2 separate regions of the Mus musculus genome follow, and region 2 is linked to region 1. A link is a loop called in an ENCODE intact Hi-C map of the cell type or tissue named here. Cell type or tissue: heart. All regions are shown on one strand.

The links. Peaks named below come from ENCODE experiments on the same cell type or tissue, not always from the same donor. Only the 100,000 strongest peaks of a DNase experiment are listed, where the experiment ranks them.
Region 2: a loop joins it to region 1, with 4 times the contacts of the local background. A loop is called at or near these places in 2 of 42 quality-filtered maps.

What each region holds. Positions count from the first base shown.
Region 1 is chr5:133,196,803-133,204,802 of GRCm38, forward strand. No RefSeq gene overlaps it. Among named protein-coding and RNA genes, the nearest start is that of Gm36667, 400 kb to the right of the region's middle. In heart, a CTCF peak has its summit at 3,263; no DNase peak of the experiment used is centred here.
Region 2 is chr5:132,233,347-132,241,346 of GRCm38, forward strand. The region is part of intron 2 of Auts2 (autism susceptibility candidate 2); the gene reads right to left. Among named protein-coding and RNA genes, the nearest start is that of Auts2, 310 kb to the right of the region's middle. In heart, no CTCF peak of the experiment used is centred here; no DNase peak of the experiment used is centred here.

The DNA of each region.
Region 1 (8,000 bases):
CCACCACAGAGTATAAAGAACATTGCTAAGGACCCCAGGTTCATATCTGCAGCTGGTACAAAGTTTAGCATAGCCTTGTGATATTGTTTCTTGGGTACACAGGCCAGTCAAGTCTATAGTCCTGGGTGATAACAAAAGAAGCTATTTGAAGCAATGCATAGCGGATATTGAAAAGCTAAACTGATATAGTTGTAAGAGAATATAGCTAAGGACCCTGTGAGTTAAGGAAAATAGGGAGTGTTATTTAAAATTTCAATCAAGAAACATCAAAGTGATAGGATGAACTGTAAGGGTTTGGGGAACATGTATTCAATAAATCTGCCCATATGGAAAACCCACTAAAGCACTGATGACAGAGAACAGTATAATAAAAATATTTTCAGGGGAAAGGGGTTAGCCAAAATCTACTAGCTCACACCTTGCCTTATTAGACATCTTCAGGGATGTCAGGGATGGTACCATCTACATTTGTGGTAGGTTAAATAATCATTGATTGACCTATGACATTCACCTGAAGATTGACTCTCTTGGACCAGGGTTGGACACTTTTTTCTTGGAGCCCAAACATAGCTATTTTCATGACTTATGCATGCATGCCTCCCTGCCTCAAATAAGAAGGTCTCAGACTCCCCCTTCCCATGTTATCCTGTGGATCTTTAGAAAATCTGTGAGGTAAGGGCCAAAACAAGAGGCAGATCTTGTATAGTGTCCTTTCATGGAACAGTCACCATCACCTATAGATAAGAACATGAAGTTTACCTGTCTCGGGATGGGAGGGCAGGCATTCCTCCTTCAGTTTTAGAAGCTATAATTTCAACAGTCCATTGGTCCTTTTAACAATCTCTTGTTCTGTTGGATTGTAAAAAATGGCAGTTTTCTGTGTAATACTCTGAAATGAAAATCATGTTTGGAAAGTTTTAGAAGTGTGTCTAGGTTCAGTATCTATTACGATTTTAAGAGTTACAGAAATGGCCAGTAATTTACTCAGCTGTGTGGAGAAGTAATTAGTTTGATGCCATTGATGTTTATTTTGGGATCAATAAGCTATTTTACCGATGAAGGAATGGTCAGAAAAAGTGTGAGGGCATCAGGCATCAGGCAGAGGGTAGGAGGAGGAGATGGTGGGAACAGCAAAGGAGATGTGTTGTCCGAACTGTGGAATCTTATTGCTAGGTTTACTTTGTGAGGTTTGTCCTGCGGTAGAGTGTAATGGTGTCTTTTATGGTAGATCAAAAGCATAAAGAGATAACTTGTGAGATATCAAAAGAGACAAAAATAAGATCTGGGTCTCACCCTAGTAATTGAATTGACCTTTTGTGTTACGTTTCTTTTTTATGAGAAAAGAAATGAAGTTAATAGAGGAATAATAGACCTCTGTGGGTTGAGATGGCAAGTGTATCCGTTTATGATGTCAAGGGGCAGAGTCCGTTGAGCCATAATACCTGGTGGAAGCAAAGGTGTATTTAAAACAAATAAACACACAGGTAAATGGTAGTCAATTTTTATAGTCTACATATTCTGTGTCACCATTTTATTCAGAGATAAGACTTTATGTGCCTCCTTTGTGAGGGGAAGGTCAGTACCACATTTAAGGATCTCAAAAAGAGGTTGTAGGTCTGTTGTAGATACACCAAAGATAGTTTAATCTAATTAATATCTCTTAATGGAATTTGAAAATCATTAAGTGTTTTAAGGGAGTGTGCCTGTAATTGTACCCTTTGAGGGCAGCTGGTACAAGAAACCACAATAAAGCCTAAAAATTGAAAGGGTTGACTTTGGCACTTTATTTTGGAGTAGTATTTAAGCCAGTTGTCTCAGGAGATCAAATAATGACTTTAAAGAATTTTTGTCTTGTAGGTGAAAAGAATGTTATTCATATAGTGAGTCATACAAGCCTGTGGATAATTTTGTCATGTGGGGATGGATGGATGGATGAATAAGAAACTGCTGGCACATGGTGATGCTATTCATCATACCTAGAGGAAGGAACTTGCAGTGGAAAAGCTCGCAAATGATTCCTTATTTTTAAGGACAAAAAGGCTGTTTTTATCCTTGTAGCTTAAAGGGATAGCAAAAAAGAAATAATTATAATCTACAACAATAAGAGGCCAAGCTATAGGAGTGGCTGTGGGTGAGGGCAAACCTGCATTGCTTTATTTGCAGCAGGTATGACTGGGAGCCATTGCCATTTTCCTGATGACTTTGATAAGGTGAAAATAGGAGCATCTCAAGGACTAATGGGTGTCCATATGTCCCTTATCCAATTATTGCTGTAACAAGAAGTTAAGCTGTCCCATTTTCTTCTTGTATTATCTACTGATCAGTCAAAACATGGGAATGAGTCAGCCATGTAATAAGAATAGCATGCCTTTGGATAGGTGTATTATCAGTAAGCACACCTATAAGTTTGATATCCTAAACTCAATCCACATTTCTTAGCAAAAATCTCAAAGTGTGACTTTAAGCCACTATTATTTTCCCTAATCTCAGGAACAAATGTACCTTAATTCTATTAGAAGTAACTTCTACTTGAGAGAACAAATCTCATCTCTATGTATTTATGTCTGTCACTAATGGCTATATGGATCCTTATATGCCCTTACCTATCTGTCCATTTTAGTATCTCAGAACTTTTGTTTACCCCAGCTGGAGCTGCAAGACCAATCAAAGTGTATTAGGGTGATTGAATAGGCCACTTTCATGGTCAAAAGTTAAAAGAAATCCTAGCAACATCAATAGCACTATCAATAATATCAGAAAAGCTCTTATCAAAAAGCTTTTGATATTATGCAAAGATTTAAACAGGATTATTCCCTCGACATGTGTTCATCATCACATGTCTACATGTCGTACATAATATGATAATTCTGTGTACCTCCAACACTCCCATCACCTGCTTATAAACTTCTTTGGTTCATGGAGACAAAGGGTAGTAATAGCAATTGAGTAATAAAATGTCCCTTGTTAATCGAAAACATTCCTCTAGAAGACACTAATGCCTTAATTTCTCCATATGATCTTCATCAAGCAAATCCCTTTAAATTTAGACTACTTCCCCACACAATTAATACCGCAGTGACTGGAAATAAAGATCCAGAATCCTGTAGGCATTGGCAGAATGACCATTGCCATTGTAAGGAGCACATTTCTAGCTGCCAGTACTCTAATCCAACACCTCCTGAAGTTGTCACCAAGAGAAATGAAACTCACTTGTTCACTGGATATGTGCTTCGCATTGTTGACAGGACCAAGGGAGCACCTCTGTGGTTGGTTCCTGATACTACAGGCAGAGAGGCAAAGGGTTGTCTATTTTTATTAAATTTATATCTACATTGATTAGCCTTGTGAGTTTCTTTATCATACCTGAGACATAGCCCTGGTCAAGGACATGCAGAATTTGGCACGCTAAAATCACTATTAGCATATCTAGTAGTCACAGAGGCATGTCTATAATCTGTTTGCTGTTTTTCTGGCTCCTCCCACATAAAAGCATGCTAACTTAGCTGATCTAAGTGTGTGAGCTAAGGTTCCTATTGCTGTGATAGCAAACCATGGCCAAGATTGTGCATGCAATCGTTGCTATTTAAGGGGGGAAAGTGATTGCTTGTGAATGCAAGCACTCTGGAGGCCAGAAGGGGATGTTAGATGTTAGATCCCTGGGACTAGAATTACAGATGGGTGTAAGCTGCCTGATATGGGTGCTGAGATTCCAATTCCAGATGTTGGCAAGAGCAGCTCCCACTCTGACTGGAGCCATTGCTCCAGTTCCCCTTCCTTCTTTTTGAGTTTGCTTTCTTTTAATTGATCTCTCTCACAGCTCTGTTTACAAACACACTGTACAAGAGGCAGCTGTGAAATTCCACTCTTCCTTACTTACCTGTCACCTCCATGAGTTCTGTATCTACAGTGAAATCAATTGACTGTGTCACTGTACCCAGGAGGCTCCTGTTGTTTGGAGTGGCCAAGAACTGCTTGCCGCTGGCTTTTCAATGAGGGCAGGGTGTTCTGCATGAATTAAACAATTATCGACTCTGTCATTGAGATGGCAATTTTATGTTGTGCCTCTGAGAAGAAAAATGGAGCTTATGGATTGAGAGGAGACGGCATGGTTTCTTGTATTTACATCATTATGTGGGAAGATAGATCTTTTGTAAACAGAAGTTGCAATTCAACAGGCAGTGCTACAGTAAGGTGAAGGAAAATCACATGGCTTCAGAGGGAAAATGAGGTCTGAGTTGTTTGCTTCCATTAGATAGTATTAGCTCACTGAAAAGAAAAAAAAACCCAACAACAACAGAAAGTACTTCCATTTGGCTATTACTTTCAGTAGCCTGCACAGACCATGAAATACATTTATAAGTTTCTATTTTATCTGAGTGCTATAAAACTGAGGTGTGGAAAAAACTAGATAGTAGATCTTGCAATTAACAAAGAGTTATGTATGCTCTGCTCATGGGATAACTTCTAGTTTAACTCTTATTTTATAGACTTTTGTCATTCTATAGCTTATTTTATTTATGTGTATTTTACATTGTTTTTGTGTGTGCCCATGCATGTTTGCACGAGGTCAGTAACCCGCAAAGTTCTAGCTAGAAGTCTCATTGCCAAGGAATTCCTAACTAATATCATTAGCTGTGTGACAGTGCCTCAGAGATACTGTATTGTTTTACTTTGTTATTCTGGTTAAATTCTCTGCCCTTGGTTTCTCTGCTCCATTCACTAGTGTCTGGACACCCAACATAACTTGTCTAGCTGTTCTCAGTTGCCAACTTTCATAGCACACCTATTTCCCTAACCTCATTTTGGCTTGTAAACATATGATTATAACTTCCCCAATATTGACGCGGCAATAAAATTTATGAGGTATATCTAGGCACTGAATAAAACTCTACATTTTTCTAGGAAAACTTTCTTCCATGATTTCTCAGTGAGTTGGTTGACAGTTGACTGTGTTAACCCACTTGTTTAAATCAGAATTTGGAAAATAGAGATAACTAGTTTCTCCCTAGATTAGATGCTGGATAGTGGAGTACAGTTGAGCATTGGAACACCACCATCCAGGAACACCCTAAAGGTTCTTCTTATTGAAATTACTTCAAATGTGCAAAAGTATACACCTTGTTTTGTTTATACAACATTTTATTTTGTATAACAACTTTTCAATTCTTCCAAATAGATGCACCATAGTGAATGTTCATGTTATGATGTTCAGAGTCTCCACTGAACAGTGTGAAAATTGGCTGGTAGTTAGGGATGTTAGAATGCTAACAGGTTTTGGGATAAAGTAAATCATGATCTTGGGAAAAAAGTGTCATAGTCACCAAAATATAGTGTGTGTGTGTGTGTGTGTGAGAGAGAGAGAGAGAGAGAGAGAGAGAGAGAGAGAGAGAGAGAGAGAGATGTTTTTGATTAAGTGTGAAAAGCATTTTACAGAACTGCTTAGATGCTATGTGTACAAGTCTTTTCATGCCAGTCTTGGCTGTGGATGGATATAGAGTGGCAGAGTGAGTATCTGTGAATTTTGAAAATTCAAGTAGGAATACAAAGCACAAATTACTTAAAAATTGAAGGTGTTCAAGTTTCATTTCTGCTGTTGTAATAAAATGCCTTGACCAAAACAAAACAAAAACAAATAAACAAAAGCCCAAATTAGGGCAAGAGGGGTTTCTCTTATATTCATCATGGCAGGAATTGCAAATAGTTATATCACACACACAGCCAAAAACTGAAATATGAGTGCATACACTCTTATGTTATTGCTTGCTTATACTCAGCTATATTTCTCCACCCTTATATAGCTTAGAACACTCTGCCTAGAGAATGGTGCTGCCCATAATGGACTGGGTTTTCCCATATTCATTAACTTAATGACGACTAAAAAGTAGACATTTCCATGAGAGCCAATGAGAAAGAGACAGCACCATATCTGGTTAATTGAGAGCCAGTGAGATGCTGGGAGGGGTTATAAAGGTTTGCTCAGTTCATGCAATAAACAAGTCTGCTTTTGCCACTTGCCTGACTCCCTGAGTTGGTGTTGTTGACTCTGTACCTTCTTACTCCCATCCCCAAGGATCTTGGTCTGGGTCTCAAGCAACACACCACCATTTGAAACTCAAGGTCCAGGGGACCAAACACCTGCTTCTGGTTGTTACGTGCACCTGCACTCATGGATACAAACTCCGTCCCTGTTCCCTGTGAACACATAATCTACAAATAAGAAAACTCATTAAACTCTATCATGGCTGATTTTTTTTTTATTGTGTTGAACTTCCATTGTGACTCAGCTCAGATTATTTTTATTTTTATTTTTTGTAGTCTTTTGATGCATGGATTGTTTATAAATAGGTTGCTACTTTTTCAAACATTTCTCTGGATATTGTGTTATTATCATTTTAGTTCAATTCCATAAGACTTTGGTGAATACTTAGCTGGGCTTCAATAGTTTTATTTGTTGGTCTGTTTTTGTTGTCACTGTTCTTTTGATTTATTCATTTATTTATTTATTTATTTATTTTCGACACACAGTGTTACCATATAGCCCAGGCTGGCCTCAAACTCCAGATTCCCTTTCCTCAGTCTCCTAAGTATTGGGATTATAGATGTGCCTCACCAGAGTTTACTATTTTTGTTGTGTCTTGTTTATTTGTTTATTTTAACCAGGGTCTTCTCTCTAGTCAAAGATGACCTGAAATTCCCAATGTAGCTTAGTCTTGCCTTGAACTTGAACTCAGTGTGATCAACCTGTCTTAGCCTTTGAGTGCTGAGATTACAAATGTGCATTATCCTACCTCAAAGATTTGAAGTTATTATCCTATATTTATTCCATTGTATTCAGTCTGGCAAGGATACATTGTGCCTTGTAATAATCTAGCACCATCCCACAAATATCAGGTAATTCAGGGTGGCTAATTATGTGGTTGTTGTTGTTGCTAATGATGATTGTCATGATAATGACAGTAATGGTGATGATAAAGACAGAACCCAGGGCTTGAGGGGTAAACAGCTACCATTTTACTCTTTCCCCCCCCCCCAAAAATTTATTCTGTTCTGCTACTTTGTTTTTCCTTTTGTTCAATTTTACCAGTGGGAGATAATGGTGCAAAAGATTATTTGGATATTTTTAGAATTTCACCTTGATTTTCCTATTGCATTTTTCATCATATTGTGTTTTGGTTGCTGGTGCTGAGAACTGAACGCAGAATTTTGTCTTCTCCTTCTGAGCCACGCCCCCAACTACTGACTATGAGATTCTAGGCAGGGGCTCTACCTGTAAGTCAAGCCCTAGTTACTCTCTGGAGTAGTCTAAGCAGAAGAGACTCTATCGCTGAGCCATGCCCCCAGTTCTCAAATTTTTAATAGTTGACATCAGTAAAAAAATTTTCTTCCACACTGGTAAGTGATAAATTTTAAAAACCATGTTCTACAACCATTCACAAATCCACTGCAGTTGAAATGTATTTAAAGGTGCTAACGGCTCCTCTTTCTTTGCCACGACAAATGTAATGTGGAAGCTTCTTATGATTATGCAAATGTGTTTCCAATGCAACAGAATGTTTTCATCTCAAGTATTCTGAAATAATGATGATGTTCTAATTAGGAGGAAATGCGCATTGTTAGAGCCGTAACCCTGTAGCTAGCCTGGATGACACAGAAAGGACATCCTTAGCAGAAAAAGCATCGGCTACGCAAGCAGGTCGAGAATTGGGTTCCCTGGAACTGTGCTGAAAGGAGCATTGATTGATAACTATTGTGTGCCTTCTCCCGGGGAGACCCCTTCTCAATCTGGCCAGGGTGCAAACAATATAGACTAAAGGAAAAATTCTAACAAAATCCAACTTGATGAACCAATTATTTTATTGGGATTATTTTTAGGAGTTTGGGTAAAGGGTTACTTACAGGGCAGAGAGAAGTCACTGGAAGACACAATAGTGAAAAACCCATCCTACTGTGGGTAGTAAGTCAAGAAAGATGCATCTCTGGAAGGCCCTACATGGCTAATA
Region 2 (8,000 bases), 960 kb before region 1:
CACATAGGAGAAAACGAGATCAGTAAGCATGAGGCTAAGCCAAAGAACTATCCAAAAGGACACACACACACTCTCCATCTCTCTATCACTTACACACACACTAACACACACACACACACACACACACACACACACTTAAATACAAGATGACAAATAGTTTGATATCTCAGAACTAGAATTCCATTGAAGGTAAAATAAAGATGAATTCTCTCTTTAAAAAAACGTCAAAGACAGACTAGAGAGATGGCTAAGTGGTTAAGAGCTCTTGCACCCCTTCTAATAGATTCCAGTTCAATTCCAGTACCCCGATTGGGTGGCTCACAACAGCTTGTAATGAAAGTTCTGGGGTATCTAACCTCATCTTCTTCTGAAGGCACCTACACCCATGCACATATACACTCATGTACACACGCGTACCCATAATCATGTACACACACATACACTCACAAAATAAAATAAATCTTTGAGGAAATAATGACCCAAAATTTATCAACATAAAAATTATGCCCCCATAGAATAAAATAACTCAACAAATACAAACTAGAAGAAACATGTATAAAACTATACTAAAACTCACTGCAGTCAAGTGCTCTAAATGCAGGGATTAAAAACTCTGAGTGGCAGAGAAAATCCTTGCTATGGTTAAGAAGAATTTAGGTGGCATCAAATGTCTTGTGGGAAATAACTGAGAGAAGACAGCATATCAGCACATTTAAAGTGCATGCACGAATGCATGTGCAAACACAGACAAATACAGAGAGAGAGAGAGAGAGAGCCTATTTATCAACAGAAAACAACCTCTGCACCTGAGTGTCCTTAGATCATATATATCGTTTGCCATATACTAGACTATCTCAACAAGAAATACTAGAAGGAAGTCCTTTGGTTAACAGGAATAGCTCCACTGTCAGTCCGACTTAATCAAACGAAAGACACAGTAACTAACCATTTGGCTTGTTTGGTCTAATCAATATTTCCTGATTGAAAATCGCTTTAAAAAATTTACTGGTAAAATATAAACAACAGAAACAAATTGCTGTCTGTTTAACATATATAAATGTACACTATGAAATGTACACTATAAAAGTTAGGATGGAAGAAATGCAAGCCAAGAACAGAATGGAATGCTAAGTTTATCATTCATACACCATATATGAAGTCATGTATCACTTGAAAAGCTCTTACAAGCTAAAGATACAACACACACACACACACACACACACACACACACGGAAAGCTATCATCAATATAAAACCAGTGCCAGCCCGGCAGACTTGAAATTGACCTTCTCAATGGACAGCACTCCTATGAAAAGACAGAGGGAAGGGGCTGGAAATCTGCCACATTCGTGTGTCTTTCAAATGCTCACAACCCGAGCTCAAACCATCAGGACCAAACACACTTTTCTAGCCTCCGAAGGCACCTGCCCTATTCCCACGTGCTTCCCCAGCCATGCACATAGCAACACGCACATTGTTTTTTAAAATGACCAAAAAATCTATTTAAAAGGTAGGAATAGTAAGTAAAATAGGGCTTTATGGACACACATTTTTTTAAAACTATATTTCAGACTACAGCCAGGGATAAAGACATCTATTTAATAATAATAACACACATTCATCAATCGACACAACATAACAATCTTTAATGTTTATGTGCCTAACAACAGAGACATCAGATAAAGAGAAGGATTAAAACTAAATTACAGTCAGAAACATGAATCAATCTCCTTTCTCTCAAGCAAGCAGAAAACACTCACTCAGGTTATAATGCAACTAGAGATCAAAATGAACAGCTTGACCAGACAGGTATGTGTAATACACTCTACTCAGCCACTGGGAATAATGACTTGGTCAATGCACAGGGATCACCTACATAGGCAAACTGTATTATGACGATAAATTGAATGACAATCCATGTTGGATGTGAAGTGCCATAAATCATGCAAGCAATCACAGGGTCTATATAGGTTGAAGCCCACAAATAAAAAAAAAGTATCATAAAAAGGAGCTAGCAATCACAGGGTCTATATAGGTTGAAGCCCACAAATAAAAAAAAAGTATCATAAAAAGGAGCTAAAAAGTATTTTGCATAGAAAATGAAAACATATTAAGAGTTTGTGGGGTACTGCTAAAGTAGTATTATGGGGTACATTTATACGGTAAATTTATATGCCTATATTAGGAAAGATGATTCCAGCTTCTCCTTTAAACTAACCCTGATACACAGCAGCATTGGTTGGCCATGTGCTTATGGAACCCCAGGACTCAAGGACGAAGGCAGGAGGGTCATAAATCATAGGCCATCAAGAATACAAAGCTGGGTGAAGTAGCACATGCCTTTAATCCCAACGCCCAGGAGGCAGAGGCTGGTAGATCTCCCCACATTTGAGACCATCCTGGTCTATAGAGCTAGTTCCAGGACAGCGAGAGCTGTTACACAGAAAAACCCTGTCTCATAAAACCAAAAAGAAAAAGAAAGAAACAACAAAATAAACATTAATTCGTTCTCACATCAAAGAAAGAATGAAAGAAAGAAAGAAAGAAAGGAAGGAAGAAAGAAAGAGAGAAAGAAAGCAAAAATATGAGCAGAGTAAACCCTAGATAAACAGAAAGAAGGAAATCAATGAAAAATAAAACAGCACAGAAAAATCAATGAAAGCAAAGCTGTTTCTTTGAGAAAATTGGTAAAAACTGATAAATGCCTATTCATACTCACATGCAGGGAGAGCAGAGGAAACAGATATAGACAAACAAAGTCCGATGCTAACAATAATGAGTGCAGATCACCCTGCTCGGGATAGCTGTTTAAACAATAAAGGGATATTATACAGATAACTGAGTCAAAAAATGAATGCTCCGATGAAATGGACAAATTCATCAGAAGCATAAATTATACATGACCAAAAGCCAAACGGGCTGCAGGAAGAGTTCACAACAGAATTATCTGACTGCTTATGTGATATTTTCTCACTCTCCACCACCAACTAAGACGAAACCAAACCAACCCAAACCAAACACTCCAGCCCATGGAGACTCACTGATAAAAGTCTAACTAACACTAAAAAAGAAACCTATAAAAGCTCCATACAATCTTTTCTACGAAACTGAAGGTGTATCTCTCTTCTCTGTGATGCCATTATAGACACTAACTATATCACAAGAAAACTTAACAATAACTTTATTTTACTGAAAAGGGCAAAATTGGTATAAATATGGCATTCAAGAAATGTTTGGCTCAAAAGTAATGTATTAGTCCTGGTGGGGAAGAGGGTAGAGGGGAGGGAGAGACAGAGAGCTTTGAGATGAGAGGAGTAAGAGAACAGGAGGCAGAAGGAGAAGGGCAGGGACAGAAAGACACGACATGGCTCTTGTGAGCAGGAACAGAACAGGGTATGGACAACACAGCTGACTCTGCTTAACACTTAGTCTGTATTTGGTGAGTATCTGAAATAACAAAGTCTAAAGCCTACTTTAAACACTTTCAATTATGACTTAACTTATTCTTTAAATATGTAAAAATTCACTTCCTCCATTACTTTTTCTGCTTAAACAAATCTTCAAGCAATCATGTTGGTTATGAGTAAGAAACCAACACCATGGGGCAGAGAATATAATAGAAAATGCACTGTACTGAAAACCTGAAAGGTTATACTGGTGCAAACATGCCAAAACTCTTTCACAACTTCATTAACAATTCAGGAGGAATTCTAACCAGGCTCCAAAAGATGCCACACTCTGATTCAAAGATGCCCTCAGGAAGTGTGGAGGTCTGTAAGGACTGAAGCACTTTCTATGACAGTTTTGAAACACAAGCAACTGAACATTACACTCCTAAATTAAGCACTTCTGAGATGCCACAGGCAAAACTACCCCTTCAGAAATGAAGCAGAGAGAGACAGACAGGACCATGAAAAATGCCCCGCCTCCAGCACACCTAGAACTAAGACTTAGGCAACATACTTATATTTAAAGTCCTAGAAAATTATCACTTAATATCTAAGTCCATTCTGTGTCACCTGTTTTACAATACAGAAAACAGTTTCCTTTAAAGAGCAAAGAAATGACCTGCTTAACATAGGTAAAGAATAATAAAACAAAATTGAATTGCTCCAATAAATATCTCTAAAAGGAGGGAGGGAGAGAAGTAAGGAGAGAAGGAGGAAGGATGAGCTAGTAGGTAACAGGCTGGTCAGAGTTCAAACCATGAGGAAACTGTGTGAATGCAATGGGCAGCTTTAATTGTCAAGGAGGCACAATCTAGAACTAGCTTGGAAATGTGTCACAAGGAGGGACTGTCTAGCTCAGGTTGCTCTGAGGTCATGTCTGTGGGCAGTTGTGTTGATTGTGTTCTAAAATGAAGCAGAAAGACCGAAGCCACTCTGTGTAGCACCCTTCCCTGGGTGTTGGCTCTAGAGCACCAGGGTGCAAACAGGATGAGCAGAATACAACAGCATGTGAATATTCATTTCCCTCAGCAACTAATGATAGCTGTATTGTGACCAGCTAGTTATTCCTACTGCCTTAACTTCTTTGCCATGATGGACTATAACCTGAAACCAACTTAAGCCCTGTCCTCACTAAGTTTCAATTCCTCATGATATTTTACCAGAACATGACTAAAACTGGGATGATGCACACACCCAAAGACCCACAGAAGGCATGGTTTGACCTCAAGAGCATCAGACATCCCCCTGGCTGCATCTTTGGCATCCTTCGGATCAGTCAACACTCACCAAGGAACCCAAAGGTTTTATATTCTACTCCATTCAAATTTCCATATCTTAATTGACAATTAAACAAACAAACCAATCAACAAAGTAAACCACCAAAGCCTAAAAATTAAACCAGAAGATAGGCATTTTTTTTCCAGGCAATCACAATGGATCCTGTTTTGAATATTTGTCTATAATTTATATAAAAAAACTAAAGTTCTCAATTTACAAAATTATTACTACTCACAAAGAACATCATAAAAAGACAATATCAAAAATAAATACTTATGAATGTATAGGATAAGGGGAAATCCTCACAAATGAATAAGACACGAGCAAACCACATACAACTCTTGGCCTCAGATGACAAAGCTAGAGGTTTAGTATAATGGTTGTAGCTCACAAATTCTCACCTGGAATCACAAACACATCTGTAAGGAAAGTCACCCAAGAAAGATATATGGCATTACAAAAACCTCAAGGAAGATAAGTGGAAAAATTTGGACATAGCTATCATCCAACAACAGTTCAAAGAGCATTTTACAATTTACTTACTTTAAGTCATTACAAAGTAATTAAGGATGAAGCCCTAGAAAATGGAGCAAGCACCCCCAACCTCTCTCATCATAACAATGCATGGGGACCCTTCTGAAGGAAGTGAGCTCTACCAGGAGTTGTCAGTGAACCTCCATAACCAGCAGCACCATGTCACCCCACGGCCATTGGAGCAGTAACAGAAAGGGGTTCTGACCATTTCTGACCATCTTACTCAGTCTATATCAGTGGGGTACAGGAAAGGACTTCAGAAAGCCAAATGAATGGATACACAAGTTTCACCATTTACTGAGTGAAAATTTTAGTGATTGAAAGAAATAAAATACACGAATAATTAGTTGTAGCTCATCACCATGAATTACTCTAAGCAAGGAGTTAGTTTGTGTTATTTACATTTAAAAATCTTTGCATTGGAACCATCAGATCAATGTCAACAGGTATGGTGACAGGTAAGTGGTGGTATGAAGTCCTATTTAATCTATTCTCAGAAACAGGCTTCTAGTCTCTGCACACACAGCATCATGTTTCATTGTATTAGGGGTTTTCAGTCCCACACATTTACAAGGATCCACAGTGGTTGCTTATGTGCAGTCATAGGCACACCATAGTGACGCCACACTGGACGATCACTATAAAGCACATATGCTGTATCATATGTTACACATTTAATGGCAGCTGCAACTGAAATTCTTGAAACTAACAGAGCTTAGTTAGTTTTGGTTTTTAAAATTGAGCTAATAGTGAAAAGAAAAGGAGTTTTAAGAATTCCAGCCTTTGTGTTTGTTTGACACGATGTTAGAGGCACGGAACAAGCACATTCTGCTGTAACCACAAACTCAAAGGGGGCAATAATCTGATTAGCAAAATAGGCCCCAGCAGTGAGGAATGACTGGTACCAGGTTCCTCTTTCCAGCCCTTCTCTCCCACCAAAAAAAAAAAAAAAAAAACTATCTCTGTAATCTACAGAATACAAAAGCCAAGACTGATACATTCTACTTCACTGACTATAATGACTACAAAGTATCCCATTGTCTGTAAGTATCTCTACAAATGAGTTTAAAGTAGTCTCTATAGAACATGCCCTAGTACCAACCAGAGAGACAGTCTCCATAAGGGACCTCTGGATTAGACTATACAGTGGACATGCCTATGGGGGATTCTCTTGATTATACTAACTACAGAGGAAAGACCTAGCCCACTGTATCATCTATTTTTCTCTGATGCTGACAGAGTATGTAACGTAACCAGTTCCATTTGAATTCCTGCCTTGACTTCTACAAACTGACTGACTGTGAGATGGAACTGAGAGCCAAATAAGCCCTCTATCTCCAAAGTTATTATATATTAAACTATTACATCACAGCAACAGAAATGAGTTGAGGATGGTATTTTCCATCATTCTGTTTCAACAGCTCACATCCCTTATAATACTTTTTAAAAAAATTAACCCTGGAAAGAAGGTAAAACAGTTAAAGAGTCGCTATTTCAGAGGATGTGAGTTCAGCTCTGAGTACCTATACAGAGCAGTTCACAAATACCTATGACTCATGCTTCAGGACACAACACCCACCCTCTTCTAACCTACCTGAATACCTGCACAATAGTGACATACACTCACAGAGAAACACACACACACACACACACACACACACACACACACACACACACGAATCTGTTTTTCTGTTTGTTTTTAAGAGCTAGGGAACCTTGAGCCAACAAACAATGCTAGCACTAAAATCCTAGGATCGCAGCCCTACGCAGCTTCTGACAAACACTGTGATGTTTCCTGCTTTGTGCTTTCATGCAGTGGGACAGAACATGAAATAATGGTACAAAGAGAGCTATAATACTTCCATGGCTTCAAACAGAACTTTCAGGACCAAACAGTCCATTTCTTTTCAACATTTTTCAAAACATACAGCATATAAATCATGGCATCAAAATCTTTATTGTTTATATGATTCACTGGTAACAGGAAAGCCCTTGTACCAATAAATTTTCCCATCAATATTGATTTTACAGAATGATAAGGTTCAAATCATGCTTTATTTTCTTCAGTTGCAAATCCTGAGCATTTATTTACACAGAAATTTACCTCACTAACATAGGAGACCCCCAAACTGCTCTGTGTGGGCTCTCGAATCATACAAGCCACAACTCTCAGATCTAATATCTATTACCAAAATCTCCAGGGGCAATAGAAGTGCCCAAGAAAAGCCACAATGGAAAGAGGGGGATGTAGAACAACATCAAACAAGCACAAAGTTGTGGAGATTAGAGACATAGGTGAGTACACTGCTTGGATTGACGCATTAAAAGTTTTAAAAACAAACAAACATCATTAACAACACTGACAAACAAAAGACTGGCACTGTAATTACAGAGCTGAGGTGCCAGAAACAAGGGAATCTCAGAGAACTGCTGGTTACACGTCAGGGCAAGTTCCAGGATAAGTGAAGGGCTTACAGCAGACCACCACAGGATCTGATGCCCTTTCTGGCCTCCATGGGCAACCTCATGTACATGTACCAAACACACACACACACACACACACACACACACACACACACCGCATATAAATAAAAATTCTGTATGTACAAAAAACAAAATAATTAAGAGGATCAAAGACAAGACCAAAGTATATTATCTTCTGTTTCATTAAGGAAAAAGGCCCTTAGGAATGAAGAGAGAGCTACAAGTTTTATCATTCTGAAGCTGGAAATTTCTATTC